4 separate regions of the Mus musculus genome follow, and all the other regions are linked to region 4. The links are chromatin contacts, found by Hi-C or POLR2A ChIA-PET in ENCODE. All regions are on one chromosome and are shown on one strand. The core of a region is the stretch at or near the end of the contact, and the rest is flanking DNA. Distances in the headings are between cores, read along the strand shown. Region 1 holds the start of Ell (elongation factor RNA polymerase II). Region 2 holds the start of Crtc1 (CREB regulated transcription coactivator 1). Region 3 holds the start of Uba52 (ubiquitin A-52 residue ribosomal protein fusion product 1). Region 4 holds the start of Klhl26 (kelch-like 26).

Region 1 (3,472 bases), core at 16-2,515, 63 kb before region 4:
GGGGAAAGACTACAGGTTGGAATTCTAACCAGGAAGAGTGGCTGGGCTGGTCACTCAGTGGCTGCCACCCAAATCCTCACCACCTCTTCCTTCTCACCTGCAGGGGCACTTTCTGCCCCTTTTGACAAGGGAAGAAGGACTTTTTCCAAAGAGATTCAACCTGTTCTAGGAAGGAAAAAACTAAAACCCGGGCACGGGCAGGAAGTGGCTCAAAGAAGTGAAGGGAAGACATGCAGGAAGAGGTAGGCTCCCCAGATCACTGAATGGGGAATAAATTCCTGGCTTGGCCAATGGTGCAGCACATGTCCTGGGCAGGAAGAAAACCACATTCTTTCCTAGTTACTCTCTGTTCACTCGACCGCGTCAACACCCCCCGAGCCAGCACAGGCAAACACACATCCCAGACACAGACTCAACACCCCAGTCACTTTAGTAAGATGAACCCTCAAGCCACTTCCCCTGGGGTCCTGCAACTTCTGTCTCAGTGGATGGATGCAGGGTGATACCGTGGCTTGGGTGGGGCATCAAGGTGTGACCCAGAGTGAGGCACAGGAAAGAGGGACACAGCCAGGATCCCTAACCCCACTCCCAAGCCAGGAGGCAGTACCAAAAAGCCTGGAATTTCTCCCAGATGAAGAGTGGAAAATGGAGAGACCAAGTGTGGTGGCTACAGTTGCCTCCTGCTGAGTGCCCAGGGGAGGAAGCCCCCATGGCTAACACAACCACCTCCGTCGGTGAGAAAAACACAACAGCCTTGTCCAAAATATCCAGGGAAACAGGGTTACAAGAGTGGCAGGATCTGGGGCCAGGCAGTAAGTTTCTGTCAAACTACCCCTTCTATGAGTGGATCCAAACACACCTGTCATCCCAGCACTTAAGAACCTAAGGCAGGAGGATGGCCGTCAGTTCAGGGACAACCTGAGCTACATAGAAAGGACCTATTTTTAAAAAAAGAGACAAGAGTAGAGCCAACCTGAAGGATGTCACTGGGGCTGGTCAAGGTATCGCCAGGTGTGGACGCGCGGCCTTGTCCCCCACAGGTCCCCGCAAGTGTCTCCCCACGGCGCAGCCTACCCGCCAGGACGCCGCAAAGCTCACCTGGTGGGCCCGGTAGCTTTCAAAAGCCTTCAAAGCACTGTCGGTGAGCTTCACGTGGAACACCGACACCCTGCTGCCGTCGCTCACGCGCCCACACGACAACCCGTAACTCCTAGCCTCCTTCAGCGCCGCCATCTTGCAACCATCACTCCCCCGCCCCCCTCCTCAGCGACTGCGCCCGCACGCCGGCCTGACCCGCCCCGCCCCGCCGCGCCGCCCGCCGACGTGCTGCATTATTCATGAGGCCAGCATAGCCACGCCCCACTCCGGGCGCGCGTGCCTTCTTTGACAGAGCTGAGGAACATTTTGCCTCGGGCCCGCACAGATGGCCACGCCCCCAAGCACTTACAGGCCCGCTCTCGGGACCGGAGACTGTGAGTCTTGCTGTATTATTCAAGAAGAGAGGTTAGCCACGCCTTCCCGCGCGCTCCAAACCCGCCTTCAAAAACTAACCACAGCGCAACTGGCCACTCCCTAAGGGTCTCGCGAGGCCAGTCATAGCCTTAAAACAGCTCTTCAGAGCTCTCTAAGAAACTTCCCTCCCTTGCAAACAACTCCCATGCGCGTGCGCCAGTTCACAGACAGGCTCCTCCTACCTGACGACTCCTCCTGCATTATTCATGAGACGAAGGCAGCCTCGACCCCAAGACTGCAGGAAACCCATCCTCATCCCAAACCCAGCAAAGCCCTCTCAGCCTCGCGACCTGTCGCGTGAGTGTGTTATTTATGAGAAACTGGCCGTGATCTCCGACGTGTTGGTAGACTGCCAGGCCGCGACGACGAACACGTTTGTTCGCAGTTGCCAGCCAGATCTAGATGGTCACTCATATGCAGCGAGCCCACCCCGCCCCCAGTGAAAAAAAAATCACCTTAAAGAAACATATTTAGCCACGCCTACACGCGTTGAAGCCCGCCTCCTCTACCAGCCCTATGCCACGCCCCCAAACGCCCATGGAACCCTGCGTCACCGAGGAACTGCTCCCCAAGCGCTCCGCGTTTGGCCACGCCCCCAAACTCCCGTAAAGCCCGCCTACCGACTTGCTGTATTATTCATGAAGCAGGCGTGGCCACTCCCCCACCCCGTGCTTGCTGATTTTCCCAGACCACCGCTTGCCCGCCAAACGCCCAACTGATACGCCCCCCGCAGTCGCAGGGTCTGCCCTACTTCAGTTCATGCACTGGGCTACATAGTCAGACCCCAAGCTCCCGAGGCCCTCCCCAGAAGCCTCAGCCGCTGGGCAAGCTGAGTTATTCAGGAGTTGCCGCTGCCGCGTTTCAAAAACCAATTTTCAAGGGTTTCCCACCCAACTGACTTAAGATCCCTGACCGCTTGACCGACGTGGCCTATTCCCCACCCGCTCATAAGTATAAGAGCTGACGGTTCCATCTTTCCAAGCTCCTAACCTCGCCGCTACATGTGTTACTCATGAACCCTTAACACTTGAACTTGGGCCTTTCAGCTTGATATTTATGCTTTTTTTCCGCGTTCCTTGGGTGGAGTCTAGGCACAGCTCTCCAGAGGGTCAAGTGCCAGGCCTGCTCGCACCAGGACGGAGTGGGCGTCTGTTGAGGCTTGTGGTGGGCGTGGTTACATAAACCAAGTGGGCGTGGGCTTGCCCGGTCCAGCTAATAGGGGGGATCCCCAGAACCAGGGCAAGAACTGTGGAAACAGGATGAAGTGCTGATTATGTCTGATGCTAAAAGTTCAACAACTGGATGAATATCCCACACGTCACGCGCTGGTTTTCCAATAAACAACTCTTAACGCAACATCCAACACGTACTCAATGTTGCACAACCGACACCACTGACTGTTCCAGAATATTTCTATCAAAGGAAAGCCTGGTCCTCATTTGCAGTTTTTCCTGTTCCCTCTCTGTCACCTGGCAACTCTGATCTGCTTGTCTTTGTGGGTATTTCATAGTGCGGTCCTACAACCTGAGGCCTTTGAGGTGTGATTGTTGTCAAGGATCATCAATTGGTGATGAATCAGAGCTTCGTTCCTTTTTGATGACTATGTAATATTTTGGTGTGTGTAATTAACAGCTTCTCTTACTCATGTGATGATCAGCATCAATTACTGCTGCTCACTGCTTACCTGTGGACACTTTTGTTTTTGTTTTAAGATATATTTATCTGATGTCTGCGAGTACACTGTAGCTGTCTTCAGACACACCAGAAGAGAGCATCAGATACCATTACAGATGGATGTGAGCCACCATGTGGTTGCTGGGAATTGAACTCAGGACCTCTAGAAGAACAGTCAAGACCTCTGAGCCATTTCTCCAGCCCTGTAGACAGTTTTTGTTTTTGTTTTTGGAGACAGGGTTTCTCTGTATAGCCCTGGCTGTCCTGGAACTCACTTTGTAGACCA
Region 2 (3,344 bases), core at 671-3,170, 37 kb after region 4:
AAAGCCTTCTAAAGCCATGGGAGACAGCCAGGATCACAGTCAGAGCCCAATTATAGCCAGGGGTCCCCCTTCCAGGCAGCTGTAGGCTTTGTCTGTGCCTTTGACCTCTCAGGACAATAGTGAGAACTAGCTGGTAGACAGAAGTGTGTCCCATCTCCCCTCTTCCTGGCAGAGATGGTGGTCTCAGGCATTGCCAGGTAGGAAAGATGGACCTAAGTAAATTTGGAAGGACACAATGGCCCCAGTAGCGGAAAGGCCTGTGTCTCCAGCTTCACACAGTTCAAAGTCTTACCACCTTGAGGCTCTGTTTTCCTCTGTGTGGTCTGGGTTTCATACAGTCTCCTTCAGCACAGCATGTGTGTGTGTGTGCATGTGTGCCACAGACATGTGTGCCTTTTTCTGATCCCTTCTACTTCTTCATGTGAAGCAGAGCATCCCACTGAATGGAACGTGAGGCTCCCCTTTCAGTAGAGTGATTGGCCAGTCCCCTATCTGCAGCACTCAATGGCCACGCCAAACTTTAATGTGTGTGCCTGTACAGCAAATGCTAGCATAACGGAGCCTTCTCTCTAGCTCTATTTGTTTTTATTTATTTATTGCTTGCTTTTCTTTTCTTTTTTTTTTTTCTGAGGCAGGGTTTCTCTGTGTAGCCCTGACTGGGTAATCGCTTTGTAGACCAGGCTGGCCTTGAACTCAAAGAGAACTGCCTGCCTCTGCTGGGATTAAAGGCACGTGCCACTATGCCTGACCTTAGCTCTCTAATTTTTCTTTCTTTCTTTTTTTTCAAGACAGGGTTTCTCTGTAGTCCTGGCTGTCCTGGAACTCACTCTGTAGACTAGGCTGGCCTGGAACTCAGAAGTCTGCCTGCCTCTGCCTCCTGAATACTGGGATTAAAGGTGTGTGCCACCACTGCCTGGCAATATTTTTAAATTTAAAACATTTATCTATGTATCTCTGTGTGTGTGTGTGTGTGTGTGTGTGTGTGTGTGTGCACATGCTATGTGTATATTTAACTTCTTGCCAAGGCCAGAAGAGGGCGTTGGATTTCTAGAACCTTAGTTGCAAGGGCATATGAGCTATTCCATGGGATCACAAAGTCAGGTCTTTCTCGAGGACAGCAGGTGCCCTTAGTCTCTGAGCAATCTTTCCATCTTTCCAGAGAGCCCCCCCCCATTTGTCTTTTTTTCTCCGTGTCCTGTGTCACAGGCTGGTTTGAACTCACTCTACAGGTAAGGGTGGCTTGAATTCCCCATCCCCTTGGCTCCAGCTGGTCGTACCATCATGGCCAGTACTGTCTTTTTTCTTAGAAGGCGCAGCACATTTCTCCCATTTGAAACTTTATTATAAGTGTGGTGTGTGTGTGTGTGTGTGTGTGTGTGTGTGTGTGTGTGTGTGTGTGTATTGCTGGGGACCGAACCCCGGCTTCTGTGTGCCAAGTCAGGCTCTGCCCAGGAACTGTACTTTGGGACCCCTGCTCAATTCCTGGTAGGAAGTCTGCTCCCTTCCCCGGCTGTGTAGCCCAGGGCCCACTCTGTTCATGCCTGTGCCCTGGAATACAGCAGGCGCGCCAACAAGTCCTCAGCGAATGCTGGAGTCCAGTGAATGCAGGCATCAGTTCTGCCGTGTCCTCTGCCACTCAAGTCCCTCGCTGATGGGACAGGACCCGGACCGCTGTCCAGCGAACCACGCGCACTGCAGTGCGCCTGCGTAGGCACGCCCCTCCCAGGCTCCCGACGCGTTGCCCAGGCACGCGCAGGCGTGTTCACCCCAACGCCACACGCCTCTCCCGCGCGCCGGCGCCACGCTCTGGGCCGTGCTTGCGCCTGCGCGTTCTCTCCGGCCGTGGGCCCGGCCGGCGCCTGCGCGGTGGCTCCCGAGAGTGGGGGGGGCCAGGAGGTGGAGGAGGAGTAGGAGTAGGAGGAGGCGGCGAGAAGATGGCGACTTCGAACAATCCGCGGAAATTTAGCGAGAAGATCGCACTGCACAACCAGAAGCAGGCGGAGGAGACGGCGGCCTTCGAGGAGGTCATGAAGGACCTGAGCCTGACGCGGGCCGCGCGGGTGAGAGCGCGGGGGAGGGGAGGGGAGGAGGGAGGGGAGGAGGAAGAGACGCGGGGGCGGGGCTGCGGCCGCCGCAGGTGTCCCCACGCCGCCACAGCGCTGAGCGGCTGCTCGCGAGATTGCTCTTTGGACTTGACAGGTGGTCCCATCGCAGCTACCTGAGTGGACTGGTGTCATCTATTATTGTTGTCTGAGGGGACATGTGCCATCATCATAGCTATCAGAATGGACACGTGTCACCCCCCTGATTGCTACCTGATGGTACAGGGACTGCATCATTGCTACCTCGTAGGACCTACGACTCCATCATTGCTACCTGAGGGGGCAGGTGTCACCCTTCATTGCTACCTGGTGGGGCAGGTGTCACCCTTCATTGCTACCTGGTGGGATAGGTGCCACCATCTTTGCTACCTTCAGGGAGAGTTGTTCCCTTAGTGTTATCTGTGTGGATAAGTGGCCCCATTGTTGCTACCTTGAGGGGATAGTTGTCACCCTTTATGCTACTTGAGTGGACAGGTCTCCATTAATGCTACCTGAGTGGACGGTTGTCACCCTTCATTGTTACCTAAAGGAAAGGGGTCCTTTCATCGTTATTTGAGGGCACAGTTGTCACTCCATTGGCACCTGAGGAGGAGGTGATACTGTATCATTGTCACCTGTGCCTTCCTTGGTACTCCTACTTCTGCCGTGAAGGAGATGTTATCCCTCCTGGATAGCTGAGGATATCCCTCCTCCATGTTTGGAGTCAGCATAGAGGTGGCTGCTTGGTTCCCATGCATGACAGGGAACAGCTGCCAACAGACTGGGTGGCTGGGCCATTTGACAGGCATAGCTGGCCTTGCTAGGTTCTTGGCCAAGTGGAGTGGATGCGGAGCCTTATCCTTCCATGTCAAGTGTGTGTCATCAGACTTTCCTCAAGGGTGAAGGAGGTGATGCTGGTGTGTGGCATGTTCTGCACACCCTCAGACCTGGGTTCTGAGTCCCATGTGACCTGCCAGGGGTACTTACATGAGGCTTGGATTCATCAGTGGGCACCTTTGGGTCAGGTAATCTTATAGTCAGTTGCTTGTTTCTCCAAGATTGTGGCATCGTAGGCGAAAGTGAGTGATTGAATGTGGTGGTTTTCTCACTTTCAATCAGACTCTGTCCCCAAAGCCCTCGGGGCGGGGGAGGGGGGTGAAGGGGGGCATGTTCTCCCTCAGTGTATTGAGAAAGGCATTGAGAAAGGGCAATGAATGAACAAATAAACAGTGTATCATCTGCCGGGTGGAGATGGTGGTGCAC
Region 3 (3,827 bases), core at 218-2,717, 33 kb before region 4:
ACAGAGTCTTACTGGATATACCAAGCACACTTTAAGGGCAGGCCACAAAATGAACTCAACAGTAGTTTTGGAGGTGTTTGCCTCATGCTGTTTGGACCTTTTGGTTGCATGTTATGGTTTCCAACTTTGTTTTACAAATGTGTGAGCTTATGCCTGTGTTTCTCATCCTATTCTGGTTTTGTTTTATTTGCCTGTTTCTTTTCTAATTAAAAAAGAAAAAATGTGTGGCTTTGAGTGGGTAGGGACCTGGGGAGAATCTGGGGCGTCGTCTTGAAGGAAATCCTGATAAGTCTATACTATATGGGGAAAAAGAGCCTACTTTCAATTAAAAAAAAAAAAGTCATTTTCCCAGTTACCTCCACATCTGCTTTTTGCCTGGTGCACTGGGAAATAGTTAAGAAACGAAGAGCCACACAGCCAAGCTCATAGGAAAGTTAGCTCTGCAAGGTCTCGTGATTGTACTGCTTGTCTGAAACAGGAGCTCACTGCGGATGCTCCACTTTGTGGACCACAGTGGCCTTGAACTTCCAGAAATCCGGGGCCTCTGTCCCCCAACTGCTAGGATTCATTTCTTTTTTTTTGTTTGTTTGTTTTTTTTTTGTTTTTCGAGACAGGGTTTCTCTGTGTAGCCCTGGCTGTCCTGGAACTCACTCTGTAGACCAGGCTGGCCTCGATCTCAGAAATTCACCTGCCTCTGCCTCCCAAGTGCTGGGATTAAAGACGTGCGCCACCACGCCCGGCCTAGGATTCATTTCTATTGCCTGTGCGCGCCGGTTAAAGCTGGCGAACAACTCGGGTCGGTCCTCTCCCTCCACCATGATGGTAACGTGCCTTTACCCGCTGAGTCTTCTCATTGGCTTTGGAGAAAGCGGCTTACTCTGTTTTGTTTTGTTTTTTGGTTTTTCGAGACAGGGTTTCTCTGTGTAGCCCTGGCTGTCCTGGCACTCACTGTGTAGACCAGGCTGGCCTCGAACTCAGAAATCCGCCTGCCTCTGCCTCCCGAGTGCTGGGATTAAAGGCGTGCGCCACCATGCTCGGCCTAGGATTCATTTCTATTGCCTGTGCGCGCCGGTTAAAGCTGGCGAACAACTCGGGTCGGTCCTCTCCCTCCACCGTGATGGTGATGGTAACGTGCCTTTACCCGCTGAGTCTTCTCATTGGCTTTGGAGAAAGCGGCTTACTCTGAACCCCAGCCGACTGGTAGGTAGCGCGGGCTAGCCTAGTACTCACCGCGGTCCGCCTGTTGCGGTGACAGCACAACGCCTCAATTACACAAAAACCTGTCCCCGCCGCGAAGGCAGCGGAGAAGGCTCCCGCAGGAGCTGCTATCACTCATGTGTTAAGCTCCACCCGGAAGCGGCTCCAGACAGAACGACTATTCTCGCCAGGACCCAACATGGCGCCCGGCGAAGCCCGGGGCGGGACGACATGCGGCGCGGATTGTGACGTAAACGCGCAGCGTGCTCAGTGCGCAGGCGCTCTCAGAGGAGACTAGGGGGTTTCCGGTTCCGCTGTCCTCTTTCTCTTCAACGAGGCGGCCGAGCGGGTTGGTGCCGTCCGCGTCGCGGCTGGGCTGTTGGCGGCTGGGCCTGGGCGGGGACGCGGCGGGGGTCGGCGAGGCGACTGTAGGGGTTCGCGGGCGCCGCTTCGGCGTCGTGCATGTTCGGTGGGACTCGGCCGCCAGGACCTGGGCGCGCGGCGGGCACGCGGCAGTGCAGCCCGGGCGCTGCGGGCGGAAGACCAAGGGCACTGACCTGAGCTCCAGGGCGAGTTCTGGGCCTAGCCTGAGATACAATGCGCGTTTGGGTCCAGTGTTGGCTGCAGAGGGAGTTCAGGGCCAGCCTGTGCTTGGGGGGGGGTGGTTGTGGCCCCCAAGGCTGGAAAGTTTGCCTGGGTTAAACTTCGTCTTAAAAAAAAAAAAAGGCTAAACTGTGCGTGGCGGTGAACTGCTCTCACCTCAGCACCTGAGAAGCAGGGCATAGTTGAGTCCAGCCGGCCCTATTGAGAAGAAACCTTTGCTGTCCGATCCTTCAGTTGGAAGGCACTCTTGCTGGGGTGGCAAGCTGTTGGGTAGGATTTCCCGACCCACCGGGTGGTGGTGACTGGCAGAGTGGGACTGCTGAGCCGTAGTCCGCAGCAGGATTTGGCTTTTTGGTAGTAAAGGTAACTAAGAAATAAGCAGTCTTAGGTGGTTAGTAGAAGCCGACGGACCTCTGTCTTTTACTCATGCGTCTCCTTCTGATGTGTAGCAGACGCCAACATGCAGATCTTCGTGAAGACCCTGACGGGCAAGACCATCACTCTTGAGGTCGAGCCCAGTGACACCATCGAGAATGTCAAGGCCAAGATCCAAGACAAGGAAGGTGGGCTGTGCTGTTCAGGGCGTTCTCCTACGGGTGGGAGCGCTTAAGGATCTTGGTCTGCTCGTCTCTTGAGTGAATGGGGTCTAACCAGCTTCTGCAGGAAGGAGTTGTGGCCAACCTGGTTTCTCTCGTGCACAGGCATCCCACCTGACCAGCAGAGGCTGATATTCGCGGGCAAACAGCTGGAGGATGGCCGCACCCTGTCCGACTACAACATCCAGAAAGGTAAGGGCTGTTTTGCTTGTCTGGTATTGTAGGTGGGGGCTGGCGTCCGACTGCTATTGCGGTCGTTGGCATGGTTGACTTACGTATTTACTGTGGGTATTTATTTGTGATGGCTCTGAGGCAAAGGGCAGAAGACCACTTTTCTAGCCTTGTGTGGGCTGAAGGGATTGAGCCCAGCTCACCAGACTCACCTGGCTGCCCCTACTTACCAAACCTTTACTTTGGTTTTGTTTTTGTTGTTTGCTTTGAGGCTAAGTGTCAACTTAGACCCAGGCTGTTTGGAACTCGTGGTAGCTCATGTTAGCCTCAAACCCATCGGAGCCATGCTGTCATCTACTTAATCCCATGTTCCAAGTCCCTGTCATATTCACACACACGTTCTGTGCATCTCTGTGTAGCACTGACTATTCTGTTGCTTCCCATGTGCTCAGATTAAAGGTGTGTGCTGTCACATCTGCTTGCCTGTTCTCTGTGTGGGTGTGAGAGCCTGAAATGTGGAGCACTGGGGGTTGGGGGTGCCGGTGTGTCCGCATCTGGATGCTTGCTGTGCTGTCTGTGGGGCTGCCTCCACTGGACATGTTTCTTGCCCTCGTTTGACTTGTGCTCTCACCAGACTTGTAAAGTTCCCAGGTGCCTACCATCTCACCACCAGTGTCTGTCTGCCTCTGTAGAGGAGCCTCTTTTAGGGTGCTACTTGGTGTCTTTGGGCAGCCCACCTCACTGTCCTGTATGAGCTCCTGCCTTCAGCTGCCTGTTCTTTTTCCCAGAGTCCACCTTGCACCTGGTGCTGCGTCTGCGCGGTGGCATCATTGAGCCATCCCTTCGTCAGCTTGCCCAGAAGTACAACTGTGACAAGATGATCTGCCGCAAGTGCTACGCACGCCTGCACCCTCGTGCAGTCAACTGCCGCAAGAAGAAGTGCGGCCATACCAACAACCTGCGCCCCAAGAAGAAGGTCAAATAAAGCTGTGGTCATACCTGGCATGTGACCCCGGGACCAAATAAAGTCCCCTTCCATCCACTGGAGCAGTAATTGGTGTCTAGAGTGACTGTTCTGTTGAGGGATCGGTGGGGAGGGGATCTCACCATGTAGCCTAGGCTGCCCTTGAACCTTGGAGGCTGGGGAGGCAGTAAAGACTGGTACTGGGCAGCAGGGTGAACCAGTGGGTTAGAACTTGCAAGCCTTGGAACCATGTAAAGGTGGAGCCCACACAGTGCTGCTGTGGGGAGGCAGGCTGT
Region 4 (3,570 bases), core at 721-3,220:
CACATTCACTGTTTATAGAGCAATGGCTGGTGTCTGTCCATTTGTAACAATGTCTGAGTACCTACTGTGTTTCATTGGGTTTGGTCCTACTTGGATTTTTTAGTTTGATCCACAGGTAGTCCAGGCAGACCTTGAATTTGCTGTTTAGGCAAAGATGACCTTGAATTGATCCTCTGTCTCAGCCTCCGAGTGAGTGCTGGGGCTGCAGGCATTGGGGTGCCATGTTTGGTGGCTAGTCTTTGATTTTACCTAAAGGAGTTGTACTTTCTAGCTGACTAGCTGGATGCATTTCAACCTACTATAAGCTGAGACTCTGGTGTGGGAGGTTGTAGGCAGCCAAGCCCCTCAAGCATTGCTGCCATTTATCCTCTGAGCCTTAAGCAAGGAGGAGTGATGGAAGGGAGAGAGGAAGAAAGAACAGAAGACAGAAAATAATAAAAAAGGAAAGACAGCCAGGCATGGTGATATATATGCCTGTCATTCCAGGACTCAGAAGGGTGATGACACAGGAGGGTTCACAGTTGCAGGCCAGCCTAGGAGACACAGTCTTAACAAAAGGAAGACCTTAACAAAAGGAAAGCCTTGCACAGACATGGGCCTTTGAACCATTGCTGAGGGTTGCAAGTCTATAGCGTGCTTGAGGTAGAGGGTGTGGAGGCTGGCTTGTGTCTCTGTGGGCAGGGATTTCGGGAATGGGAGCTAGAGTATGAGGGCAGATACAGAAGGGATGGGGATTTGAGAGTGGCATTGGGCCCTGAGGTAGGAGGTTCTGAGCTTACTATATGCTGAAAACGCTGAAGCAAAGGGTTGGAAGTCAGAGGGTTGGGTTGGGTTCAGGCTGGGAAAGGGATATGGCTCGGGGCAGGATGCTAGTGAAGAGGGTCTGTGCACTCAGGGACTTTTGTTCCCTCACTCATCAGAACATGCCATCTGAGCCATCCCGCTTCTGCCAAAGATAAGCCACGCCCACATCTGTGCGCCGCCTAGCCCACACCTTGTTTGCCCCGCCCTTCATGGCACGACCTTCACAACTTAGGTTCCACATCTCCTACCAAGGCTCTTCCCCAACCCTCCCATTCTTGCAGTCCAGACCCGCCCCCTCATTATGATGAGCCCCGCCCAAGTCCCGATCCTTCTCCCAGCCCTGGCCCCGCCCAGGCACCTCCCGAACGTGGATTCGGCCCTCTTCCCATCCCAGGCATATGTTCCCAGCAGTTCTGCTCTTAATTAAAAGACCCTCCCAACCTACCCTTTGCCTCACCCCTCCGCTAACCACGCCCCTCTCGGGCTAGACACTTCCCATCATCATCCTGGGCTCCTTCCCTCCTCTAGGGGCGGCTCCAGTCTTCCTCCACTTTTCTTCTGGTCCAGCATATATCTAACACCAAGAATGACCCTCAGGCCGCCTTCCCCTTCCTGGTTATGTTGGGAAGTAACATGGTTCCATTTCCCGCATAGGCCTTCCAGCCACTCTCTCCACAGCCAAGACTCGCCCCTCTCCAAACTCAGGCCCTACCATACCTTGGAGCCAACCTTTTCTCCCACAGAACTTTTCTTCCACAGGTCTCTTCCCTCCTTTACATAGGCCCCGCCCCTCTTTAGGTCATGTCCTGCTTGAATCACCTTTCTCAGACCCCTCCCTTCTGAGGGCCATGACGTCTTCAACCCTTACCCCCACTTCAGGTACTATCTTCCTTAGGTCCGCTCTTAGGCCATGCTTATAATTCTTATTGCACGCCTCCAGGGTTTTAAGCGCCACTTCTCTTCAAGGCTCCGCCCCAATCCCCGCCTACCTCTTTGGCCCCTGGTCTTTCAGGCTCCTCCCCCTCACTTTCTTTGGCCTTACTCGATGTTCTTCTCCGACCTGCTCTCCTCAGGCCCCGCCCCTGATCCCAAGCTCCGCCCACCACTCGAGTCCCTCCCTCCTTCTCAGCGGCTCCGCCCGCTGCCCCGGGCCCCGATCTCCCGATCAGCGCGCCGCCCCATCGCTCGGGCGCGCGGCGGAAGATGGCGGAGTCCGGTGGCAGCAGCGGCTCTAGTCAGAGCCCCGAGCGCCCGAGCAGGTGAGTCCTACGCCTCTGTTGGCATGCACCACTTGGCTCGGGCGGGGCCGACCCGGGGCCGCCGGGGGCGTGGACGTTCCGAGTCCCTGTCGTTAAGGTCCTGAGCTATGGCGTAGGCCTGAGGGCAGGCTGAGGCCCGGCTTCCTGGGAGCTGCGAGCCCGGGGCTGAAGGGGTTCGGGGAAGGTGACGTGGGAAGCTCCACAAGGACCCTGGGGCCCGGGAGGGAGCCGAGGCGTTCGTGAAGGGAGCACTGAGACCACCTGGTTACCTCCACAGGTCCTGATGGCAGGGAACAAGAGGCCTAGGCATGTCTGGAGGGGAACACTGAGGCCAGTCACCTAGGAGCCTGGACATGTCTGAGGAAGACACTGAGGCCAGTCACCTAGGGGCCTGGACATGTCTGGGGAGACACTGAGGCCAGTCACCTAGGGGCCTGGACATGTCTGGGAGACACTGAGGCCACTGGGAGACCTCAACAGGTTCTATTTGTCAGAAAATTGTCTAGGGGCTTGATAGGTGAACAAGGGACTTGGGCATGCCGTGAGGGGACACTGAGGCAACCTTGGGGGCCCCAGCAGATCCATCATGATGGCCAGGGAGTCTCAGGGACTGTGAGAGGTCGGGATGTATTTGTGGAGTTTGAGCACTGTGAGAGAAGATACTCAAGAGTATAGGGTCTTTCTTTAAGACCCCCTTCCTTCCACCCTTCATAGGGTTTAAATACCCCTCCCCTCACTCTAAACGTTTGAATTGGAGGTCTTGCCCTCAGATATTGGGTCCACGTTCACCCCTTTTAGTTAAATGAGGTCACCCTTTTTCCTGGTCAACTCTGAAGGTGGGTTCCTTGAACTTGGGAATTTGCATAAAGATGGCAAGTATTTTTAAATATTTGTTTTATTTTGGTTTTTCAAGACAAGGAATCTTATAGCTGGTCTCACAGATGCCATATAGCTGAGGATAACATCAAACTGCTGGTTATCTTTCCTCAACCCGAATGATCAAGATGACAGGCATGCATCTCTATTCCTGTGGTGCATGCTAGGTGAGGACTCTACTACTGGGTCATATGCCTGCCCTCTACCCATCCTATTTTTAAGATAGTGACTGATTTGTATAGCATAGGCCAACCTTGAACTCAAAAACTTTCTGTTGCAATACATTTTTGTGAATTGATCTGGAGTCTCAGGGGAAGAGCACCTACCGGTCTTAGGGAACTCTCTTAGGGAGCACTCACACCCTCCATTTTCACATTAACCCAGAGCCAGGAACCCCTGCCCTGAGACAGCCACCACCCTTGTGAGATCAAGGAGGAAATTCAGTCTGTAAATGGTTTGGGAATAAACCGAAGCCAAGGGCACTGGGCCTAATGATAACGAACAAAGTTGGCCCTCAGGCAGGCCGGAGGGCAGGGAAAGATCTGGTGGCCTGTGGATCTGAGTTGAGCATTAGGACTGGAGGGAAGATGCTGATTAGGGAAACCCTGCTACCACCTAGAGGAGGCATTGG

Evidence for each region. Hi-C counts contacts between places; a loop is a spot of excess contacts on that map. ChIA-PET counts read pairs that join two places held with the same protein, here RNA polymerase II (POLR2A).
Region 1: POLR2A ChIA-PET joins it to region 4 with 17 read pairs in embryonic stem cell. The contact joins the promoter of Ell here to the promoter of Klhl26 in region 4. POLR2A ChIA-PET finds 5 or more read pairs at or near these places in 4 of 5 experiments (Patski and embryonic stem cell).
Region 2: a loop to region 4 is called in a map of heart, with 2.7 times the contacts of the local background. The contact joins the promoter of Crtc1 here to the promoter of Klhl26 in region 4. A Hi-C loop is called at or near these places in 4 of 37 maps with a recorded cell type or tissue (T-helper 17 cell, heart and left cerebral cortex). POLR2A ChIA-PET finds 5 or more read pairs at or near these places in 4 of 5 experiments (Patski and embryonic stem cell).
Region 3: POLR2A ChIA-PET joins it to region 4 with 13 read pairs in Patski. The contact joins the promoter of Uba52 here to the promoter of Klhl26 in region 4. A Hi-C loop is called at or near these places in 2 of 37 maps with a recorded cell type or tissue (both heart). POLR2A ChIA-PET finds 5 or more read pairs at or near these places in 4 of 5 experiments (Patski and embryonic stem cell).

What each region holds. Positions count from the first base shown.
Region 1 is chr8:70,537,468-70,540,939 of GRCm38, reverse strand. Ell (elongation factor RNA polymerase II) reads right to left here and starts at 1,265. Exons shown (of 12, transcript NM_007924.2): 1 at 1,099-1,265. The coding sequence starts at 1,233. Gm51534 (a long non-coding RNA gene) reads left to right here and starts at 1,411. Exons shown (of 2, transcript XR_003947400.1): 1 at 1,411-1,472.
Region 2 is chr8:70,438,149-70,441,492 of GRCm38, reverse strand. Crtc1 (CREB regulated transcription coactivator 1) reads left to right here and starts at 1,920. Exons shown (of 14, transcript NM_001004062.2): 1 at 1,920-2,060. The coding sequence starts at 1,935.
Region 3 is chr8:70,508,057-70,511,883 of GRCm38, reverse strand. It overlaps Uba52 (ubiquitin A-52 residue ribosomal protein fusion product 1), which reads left to right and starts at 1,467. Exons shown (of 4, transcript NM_019883.4): 1 at 1,467-1,546; 2 at 2,250-2,363; 3 at 2,502-2,588; 4 at 3,356-3,621. The coding sequence starts at 2,261. The coding sequence ends at 3,552. 4930522P08Rik (RIKEN cDNA 4930522P08 gene) reads right to left here and starts at 1,398. Exons shown (of 2, transcript NR_151735.1): 1 at 1,231-1,398.
Region 4 is chr8:70,475,343-70,478,912 of GRCm38, reverse strand. Klhl26 (kelch-like 26) reads left to right here and starts at 1,970. Exons shown (of 3, transcript NM_178771.3): 1 at 1,970-2,063. The coding sequence starts at 2,008.